Regions from separate parts of the Mus musculus genome. Here region 2 is linked to region 1. The links are chromatin contacts, found by POLR2A ChIA-PET in ENCODE. All regions are on one chromosome and are shown on one strand. The core of a region is the stretch at or near the end of the contact, and the rest is flanking DNA. Distances in the headings are between cores, read along the strand shown. Region 1 holds the start of Tex10 (testis expressed gene 10). Region 2 holds the start of Tmeff1 (transmembrane protein with EGF-like and two follistatin-like domains 1).

What was found. ChIA-PET counts read pairs that join two places held with the same protein, here RNA polymerase II (POLR2A).
Region 2: POLR2A ChIA-PET joins it to region 1 with 31 read pairs in embryonic stem cell. The contact joins the promoter of Tmeff1 here to the promoter of Tex10 in region 1. POLR2A ChIA-PET finds 5 or more read pairs at or near these places in 5 of 5 experiments (Patski and embryonic stem cell).

The regions. Positions count from the first base shown.
Region 1 is chr4:48,470,620-48,476,634 of GRCm38, reverse strand. It overlaps Tex10 (testis expressed gene 10), which reads left to right and starts at 3,172. Exons shown (of 15, transcript NM_001355740.1): 1 at 3,172-3,369.
Region 2 is chr4:48,582,929-48,588,943 of GRCm38, reverse strand. It overlaps Tmeff1 (transmembrane protein with EGF-like and two follistatin-like domains 1), which reads right to left and starts at 3,770. Exons shown (of 10, transcript NM_001356272.1): 1 at 3,303-3,770. The coding sequence starts at 3,474.

The sequences.
Region 1 (6,015 bases), core at 1,923-4,422:
CTACGTATTGTGCTTCAGATTTTTCCTGCCTGAATACAAACCTGATCAAGACCCTCAGGCTGTCTCATTTCAAAGACCCCTTAGTTTGCATTATTTATGAAAGTAGGAAGCTTGAACACATACACACAGAGGCATACCTACAGGGTAGTCGATGTGCACAATACAGAGAATAGGATCTGCAATGAATATCTAAGGCTTCCAGGAGCAAGGAGTGGAATAGGGCAGATTCTCTCTCTTAGTCTGAAGAGCAATCAACATTGTTGATGTCTTGATTTCTAGTGACTCCAGTCTCCAGAACTGAAGGCCAATGTATTTCTATTATTTTAGCCAATTGGTTTTGTAAGGGCCAAAGAAATGAACACTTGTGTGGCCAATTAGCGAGTGTTAGGAATACACTCCTCTTTACATTCTAGAATGCCTGTTTACTGTAAACAGTGCTTTTCTGGCCTAGGTCAAGAAATCTTGCTAATTAGTATTGTTATGTAACAAAGATCTCTAAGTAGATATTCCTTGTAATTGTAGAATTTGTCACTTACAAGTTGAGAAGTCCAGTCTTTATGCTCACAGTTTTCATGTTTTAGAGTAGAGACAATAAACTAGCAGCCTGTTCATAACTGTTTTGTTGGCACACACAGTTTTAAAACTCAGGGGGAATGTTATCTGTTTGGCAATTGTGTCAGTCACTTTTTATGGCTCTGACAAAAACCACCTGAGATAAACAATTTAAAAGAGGAAAGATTCACTCTGGTTCATGGTTTCATAGGGTTCACTTCATGGCCAACCGGCTTTGCTGGTTTGGCCCTGTGGCACCTAGAAAAGACAGGCTCACTTTGAAGTGGCCGAGAAGGAGAGAGAGAGAGAGAGAGAGAGAGAGAGAGAGAGAGAGGCATACTCAAAAGGGCCAGGAGCGCTTCACCCCCACCAGCCTTTCCTTCTAACCAAAACTACTTCTTATTGCTTATTCAGTCTGAACTTATCAATGGTAAGCTAATTAAATCATCCATGGAGTTAGCGTCAATCACCTCTCAATGGTGTGGTTAGCTGGGGACCAACTTCAAATCCAAAGAACACTACCCATATTTAAAGACTAGATTTCTTATAAACATTTCTGGGGGTTTAATTTTGCTCTGCATTCCTTCAGGGTAAATATTGCCCATTGTTCGAAAGTGACTGCTTTTTTTTTTTCCCACACCATTAATATTTATATTAGCCACACACAAAGCCACCAGGCCTGCTTTTCTCTGAGTCTATAATCTCTGTTCTACACCAAAATAGGAAACAAAAGAACTATGGCTGAACATTACCAAATAGCATGTGTTTTGTTGATATTTATTGTGGGCCTACTATGCTCCATACACTATTTTAGGTATTTAGGATATAGACTGAACCAAACAGAGGTGCAACATGAAACATATATTTTAGTGGTGAGTGAGGGGGACAGGTAGTAAGCGGTATGTAAATTATACAGTACATTAGAAGGTGGTACACCCTAAGAAAGAAAAATGTTGAGCAGAGGAAGGAAATGTCTATATGTAGGACAATATGTTATGATTTTTAATTCAGGCCACCAGGATAGGCATACCTTGAAGGTAGAAGATGTTTGAGCAAATTCAAGTGAGGGAAATTTGTCCAGTGGATTTACTGGGTTGTGTACTTCAGGCAGATAGGAATATAAAGAAAAGGTCTAACTAGAAAGATAAAGGGGTACACGTCTCTTGTATTTAAGGAGAGCAAAGAAGTGAAGGTCACAGGAACAGAGAGAAAAGGGAACATAGCAAAACAGTGCTCAGAGGACTGCAAAGGACTGTTCCAATATGGTAGGATTTGAGGCCATCAGAAGGACTCTAGATTTGGGGGGGTAAGTGACATGGGGAACCACCGAAGAGTTTTATAGTGACATGCTTTGCCATATATAAAAAAATATTCCGAGAACTGCTCTGCAAATGTTAGACTGTATGGGGTCTAAGATGGAGAGAAATGTGTTCCCGGCTCTTTCCTCTGATCGGGGTGATGTGGACCTTGAAGGTAGCCAGGGAGATGGTGATTAATAGTGGAAGTCAGAGCCAGCTGGTTTTTCTCCTGGGTTAGAAGCCACATGGTCTCAGAAAGATGCCAGCTTTTAAGGTTTGGCTTGAGTAACTGGCAGGATGGGATGCTATTTAAGGTGAAGAGGTTGTAGGAAAATATTTCAGAATGGATGTGCAGAGTTATCTTTTAGTCCTTGTTGATACTGAGATAGATATACATTGCAAAGCTGAAGGGAGAAGTTCTGAATAAGCTGGTAGCATTTTGGAGTTTAGGGGGCATATCTAGGTGGCATAAGCCTTTATAATTTTTTTTTTATTTTATAGTTTTACATATAATGTCATCAACTCCCAAGGCAGGTGCGGTGGGGGAGGGGAGGTTGTCTGTGTGGTGGCTTTTTGGCTTTATTCTTTATTCATTAACACAGAGGAGGTGTGACCTTAATTCTGATGCTTGGGTCTCCTGAATTTAGTTATTATCGTTTTATCCCTACTTCGTATATTGAACCTCAATATAAGGTATTAGGCTTTTCTAGTTCTTATATGTAGGAAGCTGCAAAGACAAATTTGACTCTAGGCTGACACTCTATCTGTATGCTTTTCCTTATATGTGGCTAAGTCAATCTTTAGATGGTTTTGTTTTCAAGATTTCTTTCTTCACATCTTCTTTGTAGGCATTTTAATGTCTCAAATTTCTCTAAATCCACTTACTTTGATTAGTAGAAGTTAATTATATGCTGAAAATGTTGAATTGGGGAAAACCCTGTCCTAGGTTTCCGGGACTCTGCCACAAGGTATAGTTTGTAACCTCTTAGCATTTGTCTATTTGCCTTTAGTCCAGGTTACCCTTCCCAGAAATGCTATCTTTGCTGTCCGAAACTTTTTCCTTCCTCAATTAAGCTCAGTTTATACTTTTCTCTAGCTCCAGGTTTGAAGAACTGAAGTCCTTGGGGGGAGAAGACCGCCTTTCAAGCTGTAACCAGCCAACATCCTCCAAGCCAAGGATGCTGGAAGACCTGACTCGGCTTGCTGGACCCTAGACCCTCCTCTCTTTCCTCCAGCTTCCGGCGCAGCCCCTCTTAGAGGGGGCGTGGCGTGCAAATCTGGACCCGCCCTCCGGCTGCGCGCGATTGCGACCTGCGGTCACGTGAGCGCGGCGAGGGAGGGCCCCCACTTCCGGGCGGCGGAAGGAGACGCGTCCGCGTGAGGACGAGGCGATTTGAAAACACGCTCTGGGAGCGAGCGGAAAGCCTGCGGCCGGCGGTTCACGGCGTGCTCCTGCGGGGCTTGACGGTCGCTCGCTCTCCGCCGCGTCTCCGCGTTCCGGGTCCGTCCGGGCTCTCAGGTGAGCGGCGTCTGTCTGTCCTGCACGGCTCTTCTGGGGCGCGGACACGCGAGGCCCAGGCGGAGGGACGGACTGTGGCGGCGGGTAGGGCGGCCGGGGTCCTAGCTGTCCCCCCACCCCGAGCGTGAGAGCCGGCCGAGGGGCTTCCGAAACGCCTCAAGCGGCCGCGGTCCGATTCGGAGGCTCGGCGGGTGTTAGGCCGGCGTGTGGGGGTCGGGCCAGAGACTCCACTCGACGTCCACTGAGGTATAGGAACCATGGTTTTTCTTTGGGAAAAAAAAAAAAAAAGACAAACGGAGTTTCCATTTTTGGTGTGCGAGCTCGAAAACGGGCGGGCGGATCTGATCGCTGCCCTCCTCCCCCTCCCCTTGACGGAGGACCCTCTCTTTCTGCCCCCTCGAATTTGGGGAACTTTGGAGACGCGAAGGGTTGGAGAGAATCACCGTAGGCCAACTGCTGCAATGCTTACTTTCTCTCCTTGATTTCTTCCTTTCTTTTGGAGAGCGGGAATAGTTGGAAATAAGGAGGAAAGGTAATGGGCTGGCCGCAGGGCAAACTACTTGGGAGTCTGCTTAAGTTGCAGTCTTTCTTCCGCTCAGGTTAGCATTAAGACTGACCTGCAGCAGGCATGTGTATGTGTATGTGTATGTGTATGTGAGTTTTCAAGCTTACCAAAAAGGTGATCAAGTCCAGTGAGAGCTCAGGCTCCGAGGCTGGAGTTAGCTTCCTTGTACTATCTACTGCTGTAAAAGTGGTCTAGTCTAGTAGAGCTATTTGACTTCCAGTGTTACGAAAATCTTTAAATGGAAATAATAGCAGCATCTAATGGAACTTTAACCAAGTTCCTAGTGGGAAAAAAATTGTCAGTATGTTTCTGTAAATAATTGTCGAGATTTAAAAGTTATTAGCCCTCATAATTTTCCTAGCAGACTGATGAGAGTGTACTTGAAGTGATACGGCACAACTTACTGAGAATGAGGTCTGATGTAGATTGCTAGAGACAGACCGACCGACCCATCATCACACGTGAAAGAGTGCCTAGAGGATAATGCAAGATGTCACAGGGTCAATTTTTCTTTCTTGTGAACCGTTTTCTTTTATCTCTGGAAACACTACTGATAAAATTGTAAGAAAAAACTTACAGAGTATGCTTGCTTAATAGGTAAAAACCAGCTTTGTATTAAAAGGGATGAGTCCCGGGGCTTTCTGGGTGTGTGAGGCTTGTATGTTTGGTAGGTGTTGGTCCTGAGGCTGACTAACACATGCATGTGTGCTTGAAACAACTGTCAGCTTACAGCTCTGGGTATGGTAAGCATGGACAGGGCAATTACTTATTTAATCTGGTAAAATCTGGTAACTGTACCTTGGCTTATAGATACATAACCACAGTAGAAAATATGTTTGGATAAGAATCACACCGATTCTAGAAATAGTTTTTTTTTTTAAATGGAGATGGTATTTTGCTGTATTGATCAGGTTCCTCAAAGTGCCTGAGCTCAAGCAGTCTTTCTGCAGGTCTAGTATTGACACAGGCAAATGCACTGTGCTCCCTTTAAAGCCAGCTCTTAGCCTCTTGTGTAGTAGGCAACTTCTACTTAAGGGGTCCTAAGGTCATAAATCTATGAATTTGGATATGCTGTCTTAGCAGAATTCATTCATTCATCCATTCATTCTATCAGCACTGTAAACTTTTATTTATTTACTTTTAAATCTCCCATGTGTAGCATTATGACTTTATGACCTAAGGTAATTCTGTTAGACCAGAAGTGCTCAACTGGGTGTGCAGTGGAAGACAGAATTTATTATTTTTGAAGAATGTGAAAGGAGCTTTAAGAAAAGCTGGAGAGGGTTGTGGGAGCCACCTGAGTGCCTGCCGAGGCTTGGTGCCTTGGCATGGTTAGGGAGTGCCCCATTTATAAAGAATAAGAGCAAGGAAAGCTCCCTGTCCTTGTCACATCTGTGTGTAGAAAGCTGTCTGATGACCATGGCCAGGGGCTCATAGAGGAGACAGTGTAGACAAAGCATTTACCAGTGGGAAGCTTGAGTAGTAATCGGGTAGAAATAAGGACTATTTAAAGCCAGTGACTTTGGAATGGGCAGGAAGCATGCAGATTAAAGGGTTGGTGAGCAAGAAAATTGGAATGGAAGGTGAAAGAATGTAATGGAGAATGAAGAAAAGTACAAGGTGATCTGGTTGTGCTTGAGTTGTTTACTTAGTGGCCTGACTAGTCCTTTTCTTATTCCTCTTAAATCACATTTCCTGTTATCTTGTTGCTTACCTTTGGGGTGGGGGAGGGGTGCAGAGGGTGGATACTGTTTTGTTTTTTTGTTTTTTTATTTACGACTATAACGATGAAAATGTGCCTTTATTTCTGTCCTTAGCAGGCATGTTCCCACTCCTGACCTTTACCTGGCTTTCTTGCTCATAAGATACTCATTCTTCCTTACTGCCTGCTTGGGTCCTACCTGTTCTGTTCTGTTTTGATTTGATTTGTTGTTTGATTGGTTTGTAGCATCTAGCTTTGATTCATGAAACTTAACCTAATTATCTCTTTCATTAAAAATAGCAAAATTTTCACACTTTGTTAAATCCTGAGTACTGTGCATTTCTAACAGAAGTGTACCTGTGGTATGTTCCAGAGTGGG
Region 2 (6,015 bases), core at 2,521-5,020, 110 kb before region 1:
AAGATGCTGTGAAAGGACAGCACAGGCCCATTCAGCATCGCTGCCTTAAAGGCGCGTGCTCTCCAAACTCAGTCTAGGACCCTGACAAAAAGAACAACACCCACAGCAAGCAGCTTGCTCCCTGAACAGCGGCACACCCCGAAGCTGGCTCCAAAATACATTTCCTGGGCAAACCAATTGTACTCGGTGATGCTGAACAAACTTTCAGATCATACTTAGAAACTACTGCTAAATATTTACACTGTCTTGACGAGGAGCCAAGAGACCAGAAATTAAAGAACACACCCTCATGTTTAGAAAAAAAAAAAAAAAAAAAAAAAAAACACCAGAGGGCACATGCAGATCCAGAAGATCATCTATAGGTTAACGTGCAACCTAGCGGCTCAAGTTTTTGAAAACAGATAAATCTGTGCACACTAGCACTCGAGTGTGTGTGTGTGTGTGTGTGTGTGTGTAGAGAAAGAGAGAGAACAAGAGAGAAGGACTGAGTGTGTGTGCACACTTAGATTCCTTATAAAGGCATGCTCTAAACCGCATCTTCTTTTCCACTAGACTGGAGATGTGGCCTAACTAGATGCTCTGACCACATCTTTTAAGGGTAGTCTGGTGAAAAAGATGGAAAATATCGAACTCCAAAAGCTTGAAAACCTACTAAACTCAACTGAAAAGAATGCACCTCTTGAATGTCTGATTAACTGACGCATCCACAAACTTCCAATAAAACACTGAAGGACCCAACCCTTCTATAATCTAAATAATTTCTATTGATAAGGCCCATAAGCTCATCTTATTTACAAATGTCACAAAACTCTAAGTAACTCAGCACACACAGCCTGACAGAATCAGACTCCATTAAAGATCCCAGAAGTCTAAAATATCAAACTGAAGGATAACAAAAGGGAGTCAAGGACAGGGCTTAGATTTTAAAGCTCAATACTCCCTTTAGATAACTTTACAAGGGAACCTTGGACTTGCCATCTCAAGCTGCATTTAACACAAACGCATCGTGTGCACAAACTGGATTACTACAGTTCTCAAACTCATCAGCCAAAATGTGCATTCGCCTTCTTTGTCCCAGAGAGTTCTAACAAAAATCTGTCGTTATGCCCTGGAATGATGTCATTATGCCCTGGAATGATGTCTCAGCCATTAAGAACACTTGCTGCTCTCACAGAGGACCTGAGTTCAGTTCCCAGCACCCACATGATAGACAGTCCAGTTCTGAGGCATTTTCTTCTCCTGCCCTCTTCTGGCCTCTGTAGGCACTGCATGCATGTGAGATATATCTATTATATGTATAATATATATAATATTATATGTGTGTGTACAGGTAAAACACATAAAAATAAAATATAGTTAAAGTATACCTTAGTCCTTGAAAACATTGAACAATATAACTTATTTACATTCATTATTGGTGACAAATATTTCTAAAGGAAGGATGAGATATTAAATCTAAATCTGTTTTAATTGAAGAAACTAGTGAAAAAATTACTGACTTGCACCCAAATTTCAGCTCTGCAGCAAGGGCTATGGCCTCCAGATGAGCCCCCTTCTTTCCACACCGTGTGAGTGCCCAGTCCTTTCTGAACACTTGCCCCACGCACTAGGACAGAAGCAGAGAGGGTACACACACACACAAATACACACACACACAAATAACCGTAACACATCACCCAGTAAGATATTTTGACAGCGTGGTCACCTAAAAAAGGTAACCATCATTTGGTACCCCAAAAAAAACCCAAATCACTCTGATTTACAAAGAGCTTATCTTCTTAAAGAGTGACGGCTTACTAAAGCGTCATCCCATCCCAATTACGATTAGAAAAATAGAAGAGAGTTTATGGGTGGAAAGGCTTTTAATGGGCATGCCATTTTTATTAGTTCTCAAAACCTCTCATAAAACATACCATATGAAAATTACTAAAAAAGGTGTCCCCCACCACAAAAAAAAAAAAAAAAAAAAAAAAAAAAAAGGCCAGCATAAAGCCTCTTTCGCCTAAATCACTGTCCTATAAACATAGCCCCTTCACGAACTCCCAGGCTGTCTGTCAGGCCCCCACTAGCTGACTCTATCGACTCTCAGGTGCACCCCTCCTCCCCGCTTCAACCCTAGTTAAAAGGACAAGTGCTGGTCTGAGAAGTGATAAAAGCCCAAGTGAGCAAGGGCTGGCTTATGACCACTAGGTCTGCTGGGCCAGCTGCAAGCAGACCTACCCTCCCCCAAGAGAACCCGGAAGCCTCTGCTCGCCCGAGGGCCTGAATCCCCTGGCTCCCCTGGGACTCTTTCCAAAAGGACGGGGGAACTTTACTGGCCGGCCCCCTCCTCCCCTGTGTCATCCATTAAAACCCCAGCACGCTCTTTGTTTCCAACAGCTGTGGGAGGGCAGGCGGCCTTGGAGAGAGGGGAGAGGTCACTTACTCCCTGGCTCCCCTGGCTGCCAATCTTCCAGGTCCTCCTGCAAAACACACACACCACCATTGCCTCTCTTTCTACACCACTTTAATTAACCCGGGGTTACTCTAGCTACACAGGGGCACTCTCTGAGACCTAATTACCTTTCATACCCAAATCCCACACAAGATGACTCCCTAGCTCCCTCCCTCTGTCAAACTGGGTTCACTACTGGGCTCTCATCTCTTCACCCTATATACGTACTCCAGCGTGGTTACCTGAGCCTCAGGCTTTGTCCAGACACAACCAACAAAACACTTCCTGGGCCCTCCTGGGACTCCCTGCTGCCCTGATGCACAGAACCGTGGACAGATTTGGTCCCCACTGCACCCCTGAACCCAAAGGACAAACATAACCACTCCTTCTTTTTACCGGCATTACCCCTCTTAAAACCCAGGAACTCTTAAGAACCTCCCCACCAACACATGGTCAGTTCTCAGGCCCTTATCCTCAGTCCGCCAGTTCCTCACCATCACACTCACACACAAACACACACACACGCACACACTCCCCTTGAAGCCTAGCCGTCCTCCCTCCCTTGGGGCTTCACAACACTTTACACGCGCTTCCACGAGCAAACCCAGGATCACTGCTCCGTCTCGCGGAACCTCACCAGCTCACCACGCCGCAGGGCCGCCCTAGTCCCGGCCACTCGACACCTACGGACCCACAAACGACCACTCCCCATCCCCAACCCAGGTCCCCAAAGCCCGCACCGCGAACTCTCGTCCTGCCCTCCGCCCGGCCCCCGGGACTCCTCAGCACCCTGGTCCACACCGGGTCCTCCCGCGGCCCAGAACGGCGGAAGGGAGGAGCCCCAGAGGCGGGCGCCGGCGGCTCCTACCTGAGCAGTTGCTCTTGCCTCTGCCTCCCGGACAGTCCCCGCCGCCGCCCGCGGGCTGGTTGGACGCGCGGCTCCCGGGCAGGCAGAAGGCGAAGAGCAGAAGCACCGACGTGTAGCCGCAGACGGCGAGCGGGGGCGCGGCCGGCAGCCGGAGCGGCGCCTGGGCGCCCATGCTGTCGCGGCCGCACGGCGGGGAGCTCAGGGAGCGGCAGGCCGGGCACACCGGCCCCGCGCCGCCTCCTAGCAGCCGTGCAGCCGCCCGGGGCAGCCCCGCAGCATCCCCGCCAGGCCCCGGCCCTCCGCGCTCGGGACAGCCTCGTTGGGAGACCCCGGCGCGGGCGAGGGGCGCGGGCGCGCGAGGGCAGGGAGCGCGCCGCGTGGGGAACACGGAGCTGGGGCGCGCGCGGGGGGCGCGGGGCGGGGACGGACGCAGCTTCTAGCTCGCAGGCTCGCCTTCCCTTTGTGTCCGCGCGGCTGTCGCCGCCGCGTCACAAAGACCCCGGCCCGCCCGGTGAGGGGCGCGTGACGGAGCCGCGGGCGGGGAGGGAGCGGCGACCCCGCCCCGCGCACACCCCCGGCGCCGAGCTCCGCCCCTCCCGGGGAGCCATTGTTCCTGAGGCGGGCGGGGGCGCGGGCCGGGGTCGCCGATCCCTCCGGCTGGCCGGACGGCGCCGAGGATACTGGAGAGAGCTTCGGGACGGTGTCTCAGAAGCCCTTTGTGAGCCTTTCCCACGCGCCTTCTAACCCTGCACGAGCTCGGGTGGTCTTTCGTGTGTTTTCCAGGTGGAGTTAAAGGCAAAAGGTGACTTGTCCAAGGTCAGTCACATCCCAAGAAATGGGCAGGATCGGGATTGGTACCTAGTGCTCACTCCCGCTGTGCACTTCTCCGGGGAAAAGGCTTAATCCCCAAGACTCGCCCCACCGGGTTCCTGGATAACTACATCTCTCGGCTGAATCTTTAAAGTGCGTTGCCCTTTCCGCGCATAATAGCAAAGATTTAGAGCGGATTTGCTATATCCAAGGCCTAGAGGAAGCTCTTAGCCTGTATCCTCTCCAGTTCTATTTCACAGCCCTACAAAGGAGTTCCCATACTGGTTTTCTGCCTTCCCCAAATCAGGAAGTTGGGACCAAGAGTCTTCCAGCTGTCTGGAGCCCAGTACAGTCCTCTGCAGCCCTCACCTTGCTAGATGATAACTTTACACAGGCAATAAGACCATAGGCCAAATTTTTGGAAATTTTCCGCTTTGTTCGAAGTCTGTTATTGTTGCCCACTTCAGAAGGAATTCTAGAATTTCATTGTAAAATTAAGAAAATTGCAAAAAGGACACTTGAAGAAAGCTACAATCTAAATACAAAACAAACACTGAACATAGAAGTAAAGACAAGGAGGCTTTGAGAAGTCCAGGCAAGGGAGAAAGCTTTGGAGACCAGCAAGAGATAGCCGGCAGCTGAGAGCCCAGGCTGCTTTTGCAGAGGCCCCAGCTTGGATTCCCACAGCATCACAACCATCTGTAAACACTGTACCAAGAACTCTCTTCTGGCCTCAAAGGGCAGTGTAGGCATGTGGTATAGATATGCATCAAACAAAACACCCATATACATTACAAATAAACTTATTTTCAAAAAAAATTTAAAGCCACTAGCAACAAAGGGAAAGATATTTAAACCAAAAAGTTACCCCTCTGGATGATTATTAAAAAGTTAGAAAGACTGACAAACTTAGCACTATTCATGCATACATTTTGGAGGGCGCGGCAACCTAAATATGAAGAAAAAAACTAAATTTGTTTTCCTAACAATACCAATATTGGAATTTTTGCTTTAGAGATGGTTGAACAAGACACAACAATGAATAAAGGAAGATTTTCATGACAGCTTTTGTGTAACAGTAAAATATGACCCCGGTGGTCATCTTTGTGTATAGATTTTGATAATGATTAGGTTAATGATGAATGGTATAGAAACAGGGATACTGGAGACTGGAGAGATGGTTCAGTGATGGAGTCCTTCCTAGGTTTGGTTCTCAGCGGCCACATCAGGTGATGCCCAACTGCCTGTGACTCCAGTTCCCGGCAGTCTGAAGCACATAAACCCATATAGGCACACATCAATAAATAAATGCTCTTTAAAGAAAAGAAAACCTTTCTTTTCTAAACTATACATATGTACCAACCCAAAGAAAGAGCAAGACTGCTTTACCCCATTACATTACCACTGACTCTGGAAAAGAGGATTGTGGGTGATAGGTACTTGCCGCTCATATTTTTCTGTTGAGTTTTTTTTCAATGAAAAGGTTTTGTCATCATAATTTTAAAAACTATTTGCTGTTAAGTTGCACATCTGCCATGCTTTTTATCTAAATAGATCTGCATCTCCAACACCGTCTATAGTTTGCCTCCAGCCTCTGAGCTGTTAGCCTAGCACACTTCCTGATGCACTGAACCAAGAGTGATCCCAGCCCCTGCCTGCTCAGCCACAGCAGAGGCCTCCTCCTGTGGCCCAGCTCCCAGCAGCCTCTCTGTTAAAGCTTAATGTCACAGATGTCTCCTCCATGAACAGTGTCTTCACGCTCCCAGCCCCAGGATGCTGCCTTATGCAAATATTTCCATTTGCCTGCTAATCCTAGCCCAGGCAAAAATACTAAGAGGACACAACCTTAGTTTAAATTGAAAGCAAATAACCCTAGGTCTTGAATCACAATTCGCATCTGGAT